Regions from separate parts of the Homo sapiens genome. Here region 1 is linked to region 2. A link is an interaction called in ENCODE POLR2A ChIA-PET data of the cell type or tissue named here. Cell type or tissue: B cell. All regions are shown on one strand.

What was found. Peaks named below come from ENCODE experiments on the same cell type or tissue, not always from the same donor. Only the 100,000 strongest peaks of a DNase experiment are listed, where the experiment ranks them.
Region 1: POLR2A ChIA-PET joins it to region 2 with 15 read pairs; 17 of 35 experiments call an interaction of 5 or more read pairs at or near these places.

The regions. Positions count from the first base shown.
Region 1 is chr12:121,557,588-121,562,587 of GRCh38, forward strand. All of the region lies in intron 4 of KDM2B (lysine demethylase 2B), which reads right to left. Among named protein-coding and RNA genes, the nearest start is that of KDM2B-DT, 20 kb to the right of the region's middle. In B cell, no CTCF peak of the experiment used is centred here; DNase peaks (open chromatin) are centred at 86, 249 and 2,984; H3K27ac peaks cover 2,017 bases.
Region 2 is chr12:121,694,637-121,699,636 of GRCh38, forward strand. No RefSeq gene overlaps it. Among named protein-coding and RNA genes, the nearest start is that of TMEM120B, 16 kb to the right of the region's middle. In B cell, a CTCF peak has its summit at 2,654 (motif pointing right); a DNase peak (open chromatin) is centred at 2,665.

The DNA.
Region 1 (5,000 bases), 140 kb before region 2:
TGAAGACGGAGGCAGAGATCAGAGTGACGCAGCTACAAGCCAAGGCGCACTAAGCACTGCCAGCCACCACCAGAAGCCAGAGAAGGCAAGGAAGGACCTGCCCCTAGAGACTTCAGGGGGAAATGTAGCCCTACAGACACCCTTAATTTTGGACTTCTAGCCTGCAGAAGTGTGAGAGAATAAACTTCTGTGGTTTTAAGCCACTCACTTTGTGGTACTTTGTTATGACAGCCTAGGAAACTAATCGAAGGGTTAGTGAGAGAATGACTGGGTATACCTACATGGCTCCATAAATGTGACATATTTACACAGGGGAGGGCTGGTCCCTCCCCTTGCCTCCCTCCCAGAGCCTGGTATAAGCGGATCACGGGGCCAACACCTTCTATAACGAAATCGCAGTTTACCTAGTAGCTTCACAAACAGAAAGGTGTCACCCACTGATGACCTCATACCACTTCATCCTAAATACCGTATTTCTTGGTTACTTGTTTCTTGTCTTTCCACCCTGCTGCTCTGTGAGTGCCGTGAGGGCAGGAGGCTTGCCTGTCTTGATCGCTACTCTAGTCCAGATTTCTAGAACAGAGACTGGTGCAGGCTAGGAGCTCACTCTTTGTCGCATGAGGAATGAGTGCTGTTATTTACTTTTATGTTCTGTGTGGCATCTGACACACGACTTCACAGACAAATGGCAGGTGAACTAAAGACCTGACCTGGGGGTGGTTCTGGGTGGGCACGTGTAACAAAAAAGATGAAGCCATGAAGCCCCACCTGGAATCACCTGGTAGGTCCTGAGCAGCCCTGGGACAGCACGGCTCAACACAGAAGGACAGACATGTGTGGAGAAGGCCTGTGTTTCCTTTTCTTTTTCTTTTTTTTTTTTTTTTGAGACGGAGTCTCACTCTGTTGCCCAGGCTAGAGTACAGTGGTGCGATCTCGGCTCACTGCAGCCTCCGCCTCTTGGGTTCAAGCGATTTTCCTGCCTCAGCCTCCCAAGTAGCTGGGACTACAGGCGCATGCCACCATGCCCCAGCTAATTTTTGTATTTTTTGTAGAGACGGGGTTTCCTCATGTTGGCCAAGATGGTCTCAAACTCCTGACGTCAAGTGATTTGCCCGCCTCGGCCTCCCAAAGTGCTGGGATTACAGGCGTGAGACACTGCGCCCAGCCTAATTTTTGTATTTTTAGTAGAGATGGGGTTTAGCCATGTTGGCCAGGATGGTCTCGAATTCCTGACCTCAAGTGATTTGCCCACCTCAGCCTCTGAAAGTGCTGGGATTACAGGCATGAACCATGGCACCCAGCCTCCTTTTCTGAGGAATAACCATGCCTCCCACTGCCATCGCCGCCCTCCCCAGCACCTCCTAGGCACCCTCTTGGCCTCCGCTACTTTGCAGCTTTTCACATCACAGATGCCACTTGGGACCAGTGTTCAAGACTCCCAGTCAGGCCAGGGCCAAGCCAGGGTCCCCGCTGACTACACCTCAGCCTGCTCCGCCCTCTGATGCAAGGGAGTCAGGACTTAAGGGACTGGCTTAACTCAGCTGTATGCCTGCCTCAGACCAGGGAAGGGCTGTGGGGAGCAGCTGGGGCTGAAGTCATAGGGGGAAGCGTATAGGCAAGAGGCCTGGGCAGGCCAAGTGACCGTCTTAGGAGCAGAAGGTCGGGAGGCTTGGTTCTAAGAAGAGTTTCCTTAGTGTGCCGGGAGCTCTGAGCAGCTCCCCAGGTGTCCTGGAAGCTGGACTTCCAGGTCTATGGGAGGGGTGGGAGGGGAAGTGGTGGGAGGAGGAAGGAAAGTCAGTTCTGTTGGGCACCTGGGCTTCACGGACCTCCCCTCCCCCAGGGAAACAGAAATGGACAGGTCACCTGTTCATGCCACACAGCTGGGGTCCAGCCCCCACGGGGCAGCAGGAAACACAGACGTGACAGAACACTACCCAGAGTGGCACGGTGATAGCAACAGAGGGGACCAGGGAGGCAGGAGATGTAGGGAGAATCCAGAGAGTGAAAGAGACTTAAAATGCAGCTCAACCAGGCCAGGTGCAGTGGCTCATGCCTGTAATCCCAGCACTTTGGGAGGCCGAGGCAGGAGGATCACCTGAGGTCGGGAGTTCGAGACCAGCCTGACCAACATGGAGAAACTCCGTCTCTACTAAAAAAAACACAAAATTAGTCAGGCATGGTGGCGCATGCCTGTAATCCCAGCTACTCGGAAGGCTGAGGCAGGAGAACTGCTTAAACCCGGGAGGCAGAGGTTGAGATGAGCTGAGATTGTGCCACTGCACTCTAGCCTGAGCAACAAGAGCAAAACTCCATCTCAAAAAAAAAAAAAAAGGAGTAACATCTATGATATATATATGAAACAAGTAGAAATTTGATCATTGAAAATGGGTATTTAATAATTTTAAGGAGTCACTGTGTTTTTATATGTTTTTATTTAGGAGACGTCTCGCTCTATCACCCAGGCTGGAGTGCAATGGTGCCATCATGGTTCCCTGCAGCCTCGACCTGTTGGGCTCAAGCGATCCTCCGACCTCAGCCTCCCAAGGAGGTTGGGACTATGGGCATGAGTCACCATGCCTGGCTTTATTTTCTTTTGTAGAGACAGGGTTTCACTCTGTTTGAGACCAGGCTGGTCTCAAACTCCTGGCCTCAAGTGATCCTACTGCCTCAGCCTCCCAAAGCACTGGGATGACAGGCATGAGCCACCTCACCCAGCCTGGACTGACCCATTTCCAGAACTCAGTTGCCTTGTGTGTAAAGGCAGGAAGAAACTGACTTTATACTTTTTCTTTCCTTCACCACAGAACCCCTTCTTCAAACAGAAGCTTTGATGACAGCCAAATACACATAAATAAAAACAAAACAAGCAGCTCAGGCTGATGCAGGAGGTGGGTGGGGGGTGCTCAGAATTCAGACCTAGATCCCTGGGGTTTCCCTTTGAAATTCACTGGGTTGGGGCATTTTTGGGTCCTTTCCCAGGGGCGAGGCACTGAGTTTCAGTTCCTGAATACTCGGATCACTTCCCTTAAATGTATAAAGTGGGCAGGGGCAGGGGCAGTGGGGGCAGAGGAAGAGACGGGGGCCGCCAGTCCCTTTTGGCCTGAGCTGAGAGATGAAGAATGAGCCCTCCAGCCTCCCGGTCTGATCTGCCACAGGAGCAAAGGGAACCAGGCACACAGGCTGAGTCTCTAAGCAAGAGGTTTGGCACCGGGGAGGAGGCAGGTAGCCTAAAGGGATGGAGGGGACAGATCAGTGCCAAGAATGGAATGCAGCCCTCCCAGCCTTTAGGAGCAGCCATCCCTAGAGCAGCTGACAGGGACAAGCGTCCCTTCAGACCTGCAAGGGATCCACACTGCTGGGGCTCTCGGGTTCCTGAAGTCAGTGGGTTACAGGAGAAATTTTCCACATGGGGCAGTGCCTGGAGTTCCTAGGCAGGCCAGCAGCCTCCCTCCCTCCGCCGCCCACCCACCCCAGGATCATCGGTGTTCTGGCTCCCGGGCTGCACACACATCCAACAGGTTCCAGCTGCGGAAATTAGTCCATGGCCCTGTGGCCCCTGCTTTGAAGGTTCCATCCGTCAGCTCCGAAAGCCTCGGGCTCGGGGCCAGGACGAGGCTGCTGAAAGTCATCTTGAAGGCTAATGTGAAACATACACGGGCGCGACCCCAAACTCCCCAGAGCCCGGCTCTTCCGAGAGCTCACAGAACTCTTCCACATCACAGTTCTGGAACCTTCTCCAGCATCCTCACATTTCTGGACTGGTTTTGTATTTTGTTCCTCATCCGTGTCACACAGGTAGCACTGATTAGCAAGAGCACTGGTCACAGGTTCAAATCCGACTCTGCTCTACTGTTTTGAAATAGCAGTGAGGCCTGAGTTCGAGTGATACGCCCGCCTCAGCCTCCCAAAGTGCTGGGGTTACAGGGGTGCACCATGGCGCCTGGCCCCTCTCCCTGCATTTCTATCTGTCCTGGCAATTGGATGCCTCCCCTACCTGCCGCTCTGGCCTTGACCTCTCTCATGAGATCCAACTCAATGTGCCCGGAACCACACCCATCTATGTCCAGCCCCAAGTTGCTTTTCTTCTGGGGGTCTATTGGAAGCATTGTGTTCTCCCAATCACTGAAAGTCAAACCTACATGTGACTCTGATGTGCCAAGCACTATCTGAGCAACTCAAAAATAATTTGTCTACAGGCCTCAGTTTTTCCCATTTGTGAAATGGGGAAGCAGGACTGGAAGAACTCTAAGACTCCTTCCCGAGCTTAAAATGGAAAAAGTCTATGATTTTAAACCAACTTTAGGCCGGGAGCGGTGGCTCATGCCTGTAATCCCAACACTTTGGGAGGCTGAGGTAGGCGGATCACCTGAGGTCAGGAGTTCGAGACCAGCCTGGCCAACATGGCGAAACCCTGTCTCTACTAAAAATACAAAAATTAGCCGGGCGTGGTGGTGCGAGCCTATAATCCCAGCTACTCAGGAGGCTGAGGCAGGAGAAGCTTGAACCTGGGCGGCAGAGGTTGCAGCGAGCCGAGATCAAGCCACTGCACTCCAACATGGGTGACTTTTTTTCCATGACTCTGTCTTGGGGAAAAAAAAAACTTTAAAAAGGCCTGGCCAGCACAGTAGTTCACGCCTGTAATCCCAGCTCTTTGGGAGGCCAAGGCGAACAGATCACCTGAGGCCAGGAGTTTGAGACCAGCCTGGCCAACGTGGCAAAACCCCATCTCTACTAAAAATACAAAAAATTAGCCGGGCGTGGTGGTATGAGCCTGTAATCCCAGCTACTCAGGAGGCTGAGCCAGGAGAATCATTTGAACCTGGGAGGCGGAAGTTGCAGTGAGCTGAGATGGGGTCACTGTACTCCAGCCTGAGCAACAGAGTGAGACTCTGTCTCAAAAAAAAAGTCTGGGGACAAGTCAGCCAGCTTTGATTTCCAAGGGGTGAGAACTTAGTTTTTCTCCAAAACACAGTCCATCAAGGGCAAGATCCACAGCTCCT
Region 2 (5,000 bases):
CTACTCGAGAAGTTGAGGTAAAAGGATCACTTGAGCCTGGGAGGTCAAGGATACAGTGAACTGAGATCACATCACCGTGCTCTAGCCTGGGCGACAGAGACAGACCTTGTCTCAAATAAATAAATAAATTAAATATTTTTTAAAAGGCCAGGCCTGGTGGCTCACGCCTGTAATTCCCAGCACTTTGGGAGACCGAGGTGGGCAGATCACGAGGTCAATAGATCGAGACCATCCTGGCCAAAATGGTGAAACCCCATCTCTACTAAAGATACAAAAATTAGCTGGGCATGGTGGCTTACACCTGTAGTCCCAGCTATTCAGGAGGCTGAGGCACAAGAATCACTTGAACCTGGGAGGCGGAGGTTGCAGTGAGCCGAGATCGTGCCACTGCACTCCAGCCTGGGTGACAGAGTGAGATTCTGTCTCAAAAAAAGAAAAAAAGAGGCCAGGTGCGGTGGCTCATGCCTGTAATCCCAGCACTTTGGGAGGCCGAGGCGGGTGGATCATGCGGTCAGGAGATCGAGACCATCCTGGCTGACATGGCGAAACCCCATCTCTACTAAAAATATAAAAAATTAGCCAGGCGTGGTGGTGGGCGCCTGTAGTCCCAGCTACTTGGGAGGCTGAGGCAGGAGAATGGTGCGAACCTGGGAGGCGGAGCTTGCAGTGAGCCGAGATCGCACCACTGCACTTCAGCCTGGATGACAGAGCAAGACTCCGTCTCAAAAAAAAAAAAATATATATATATATATATATATATAATTATATAATAATATGTAATTCTAATCTAGTGGTTTTTAAGGTATTCACAGGGTTGTGCGACCACTACCGCTATCTACTTTTGGAATATTTTCATCACTTCGAAAGGAACCTGATACCCATTAGTTGTCACTCTTCCTTTCCCCACTCCCCCAGCCCCTGGCAAGCACTTCTCTGCTTTCTGTCTCTCTGAATTTGCCTGTTCTGGACATTTCCTATAAGTGGAATCATACCCTATGTAGTCTTTTGTGATGCACGACCTTCACTTCCCACGATGTCTTCAAGGTTTTTCCATGTGACAACCTGTGTCAATACATCATTCTGTTGGATGGCTGAATCATATTCCATTGTGCGGTAGATCACATTTTGTTTATTCATTCATCAGTGGATGGACACTTGCATTGTTTCCACTTTTTGGCTTTTAGGAATAATGCTAGTATCAACATTTGTGTACAAGTTTTTGTGTGGACATAATGTTTCATTTCGTTTGGTGCTACACCCAGAAGTGGAATCGCTCTGTCGTATGGTAACGGTGTTTCATATTTTGAGGAACTGCCAAACTGTCTTCCGAAGTGGCTGCACCATTTCACATTCCCATCGGTAATACGTGAGGGTCTTAATTTCTCCACATCTTTAACATTTATGATTGTCTTTTTAACTTTAGCTATTCTAGTGAGTGAGATCACTCTGATCCGATTTGCATTTCCCTAATAATTAATGATGTTGAACTCAGGATGTCTTTGTTAAATGCAGAAATAACCATGTAAATTTCCAGATTAAATCGCCACATCAAAATTTTTATATGATTAATTTGAACAATTAATACTTTAGTTATTTTCTGATTACAAAAGCAGTATATACTCAAATGATTATTCCCAAAGTCAGGGTAATCCTTTGAGGGGAAGAGAGAGAGAGCCAGGATCGGAGAAGAGGGACATTGGTCATTTAAAGCGATGGCATGGCCAGGCCCAGTGGCTCACACCTGTAATCCCAGCACCTTGGGAGGCCAAGGTGGGAGGATCACTTGAGGTAAGGAGTTTGAGACCAGCCTGGCCAATATGGTGAAATACCATCTCTACAAAAATACAAAAATTAGCTGGGCATGGTGGTGGGTGCCTGTAATCTCAGCTACTTGGGAGGCTGAGCAGGAGAATCCTTTGAACCCTGGAGGCAGAGGTTGCAGAGAGCCGAGATCAGGCCACTGTACTCCAGCCTGGGGAACAAGGGCAAAACTCCATCTAAAAAAAAAAAGAAAAGAATGATGGCAATGTCTTCTTCTTGACCTGGGTCAGTTACACAGATTGACTTTGTAATTATTATTTAAATTACATCTGTACATTTTTTTTTTTTTTTTGAGATGGAGTCTCGCTCTGTCACCCAAGCTGGAGTGCAGTGGCGTGATCTCAGCTCACTGCAAGCTCCACCTCCCGGGTTCACGCCATTCTCCTGCCTCAGCCTCCCGAGTAGCTGGGACTACAGGCGCCCACCACCACGCCCGGCTAATTTTTTGTATTTTTAGTAGAGACGGGGTTTCACTGTGTTAGCCAGAATGGTCTCGATCTCCTGACCTTGTAATCCACCCGCCTCGGCCTCCCAAAGTGCTGAGATTACAGGCGTGAACCACCATGCCCGGCCTACATCCGTACATTTTATGCACAAAAGATTATTACTGTTTCACATTATTACTGTGGAAAATTTGGAAAGCAAATGTTTTGCCTTATCAAAGATGAATAAGGATGAATGTTTACACCATCTAATCATATCAGTGAGTTTTTCTTTGAGTGGTAGGTTTTCAGATTGTGAGAAAAATGGAAAAATAATATTTGTTAATAAATCTTCAACAAACGTTTCGCCTTTTGTTAGATGAAAGAAATTTCAAGATGTTGCCAGCAGGTGGCAGAATAAAATAAGATTTAATCTTGTAGCCCAAAAAGCAAATCAAAACAAAAACGTAAGCAGCAGCCAGCCCTTTACCTGGTCATTGGAAAACATTTCTTATAAATTTCCCAGCCATATCTGCCATAATAGAAAATAACCTGGTAAACAGGGCCTCATTGGAAAACTTTCATTTTATTTTTTTTGAGATGGATCTCGCTCTGTTGCCCAGGCTAGAGTACAGTGGCGTGATCTTGGCTCACTGCAAACTCTGCCTCCTGGGGTCAAGCGATTCTCCTGCCTCAGCCTCATGAGTAGCTGGGATTACAGGCGCCCGCACCATGCCCGGCTAATTTTGGTATCTTTACTAGAGATGGGGTTTCACCATGTTGGCTAAAACTTTAAATTTGGACACCAAGCCAAAAAAATCATTCTCATCATCCCTTTCATTAAGATACATTTATTTGGGGCAGGAGGGAGGATGCAAAAACTGGGAAGAGGGTGGTGGCAGTGATGGGAGATGGGTTATGTATCAGGTGTGATGATTGGATAAATAAATACAATAAGGAGGCCAGGCACAGTGGCTCATGCCTGTAATCCCAGCACTTTAAGAGGCTGAGGCCAGTGGATCACCTGAGGTCAGGAGTTGGAAACCAGCCTGGCCAACATGGTGAAACCCTGTCACTATCAAAAAAGGAAAAAATTAGCTGGGTGTGGTGGTGGGCACCTGTAATCCCAGCTATTTAGGAGGCTGAGGCATGAGAATCTCTTGACCTGGGAGGCGGAGGTTGCAGTGAGCCAAGATCATGGAATGCCATCACATTCCATCCTGTCTATCCTGGGCAACAGAGCAAGACTCCATCTCAAAAAAAAAAAAAAAAAGGCCAGGCGCGGTGGCTCATGCCTGTAAATCCCAGCACTTTGGAAGGCCGAGGCGGATGTATCACAAGGTCAGGAGATCGAGACTATCCTGGCTAACACAGTGAAACCCCGTGTCTACTAAAAATACAAAAAATTAGCCGGGTGCGGTGGTGGGCACCTGTAGTCCCAGCTACTCCGGAGGCTGAGGCAGGAGAATGGTGTGAACCCGGGAGGCGGAGCTTACAGTGAGCCAAGATCGCGCCACTGCACTCCAGCCTAGGTGACAAAAAAAAAAAAAAAAAAGATCGAAGAACTGTTTCATATTACAGGCAGCCAAAGAGACATGACACCTGAATGTGATGGAGAATCTTGGATTGGATCCTTTGCTATAAAGGATGCCGGCCGGGCGCGGTGGCTCATGCCTGTAATCCCAGCACTTTGGGAGGCCAAGGCGGCAGATCACCTGAGGTCGGGAATTCGAGACCAGCCTGACCAACATGGAGAAACTCCGTCTCTACTAAAAATACAAAATTAGCCGGGCGTGGTGGCGCATGCCTGTAATCCCAGCTACTCGGGAGGCTGAGGCAGGAGAATTGCTTGAACCTGGGACGCGGAGGTTGCGGTGAGCCGTGATTGTGCCATTGCACTCCAGCCTGGGTAACAAGAGTGAAATTCCGTCTCAAAAAAAAAAAAAAAGAAAGAAAAATATAAAGGATGCCATTGGAGGGTGGGCATGGTGGCTCATGCCCGTAATCCCAGCACTTTGGGAAAGGCTGAGGCTGGAGGATTGCTTGAGCCCAGTAGTTTGAGACCAGGCTAGGCAGCATGGTGAGATTCAGCTCTACAAAAGTCACCAAAGACCATACATAGTAAGACTCCATTCATATGAAATGTCCAGAATAGGCAAATCTTTTTTTTTTTTTTTTTTTTTTTTTTGGGATGGAGTCTTGCTCTGTCGCCCAGGCTGGAGTGCAGTGGCGCAATGTCGGCTCACTGCAAGCTCTGCCTCCTGGGTTCACACCATTCTCCTGCCTCAGCCTCCAGAGTAGCTGGGGCTACAGGCGCCCGCCACCATGCCCGGCTAATTTTTGTTGTATTTTTTTTAGTAGAGACAGGGTTTCACCGTGTTAGCCAGGATGGTCTCGATCTCCTGACCTCATGATCCGCCTATATCGGCCTCCCACAGTGCTGGGATTATAGGCGTGAGCCATCGTGCCCGGCCAGAATAGGCAAATCTCTATAGAGAAAGTAGATTAGTGGCTTCCAGGAGCTGATGGTAAAGGAGTGACTGTTAATGGGTATGAGGTTTTTTGGGGGAGCATGATGAAAATGTCCTGGAGTTAGGTCATGGTAGTGGTTGTATAACCTATGAATTTACTAAAAACCACTGAATTATTGCTTTTAAAACCAACTTAAAGGGGTAAATGATATCTTAATACAGGTGTTATCTTTATTGCTTCCTTTTTTTTTTTTTTTTTTTTTTTTTTTTTTGCAGACAGAGTCTC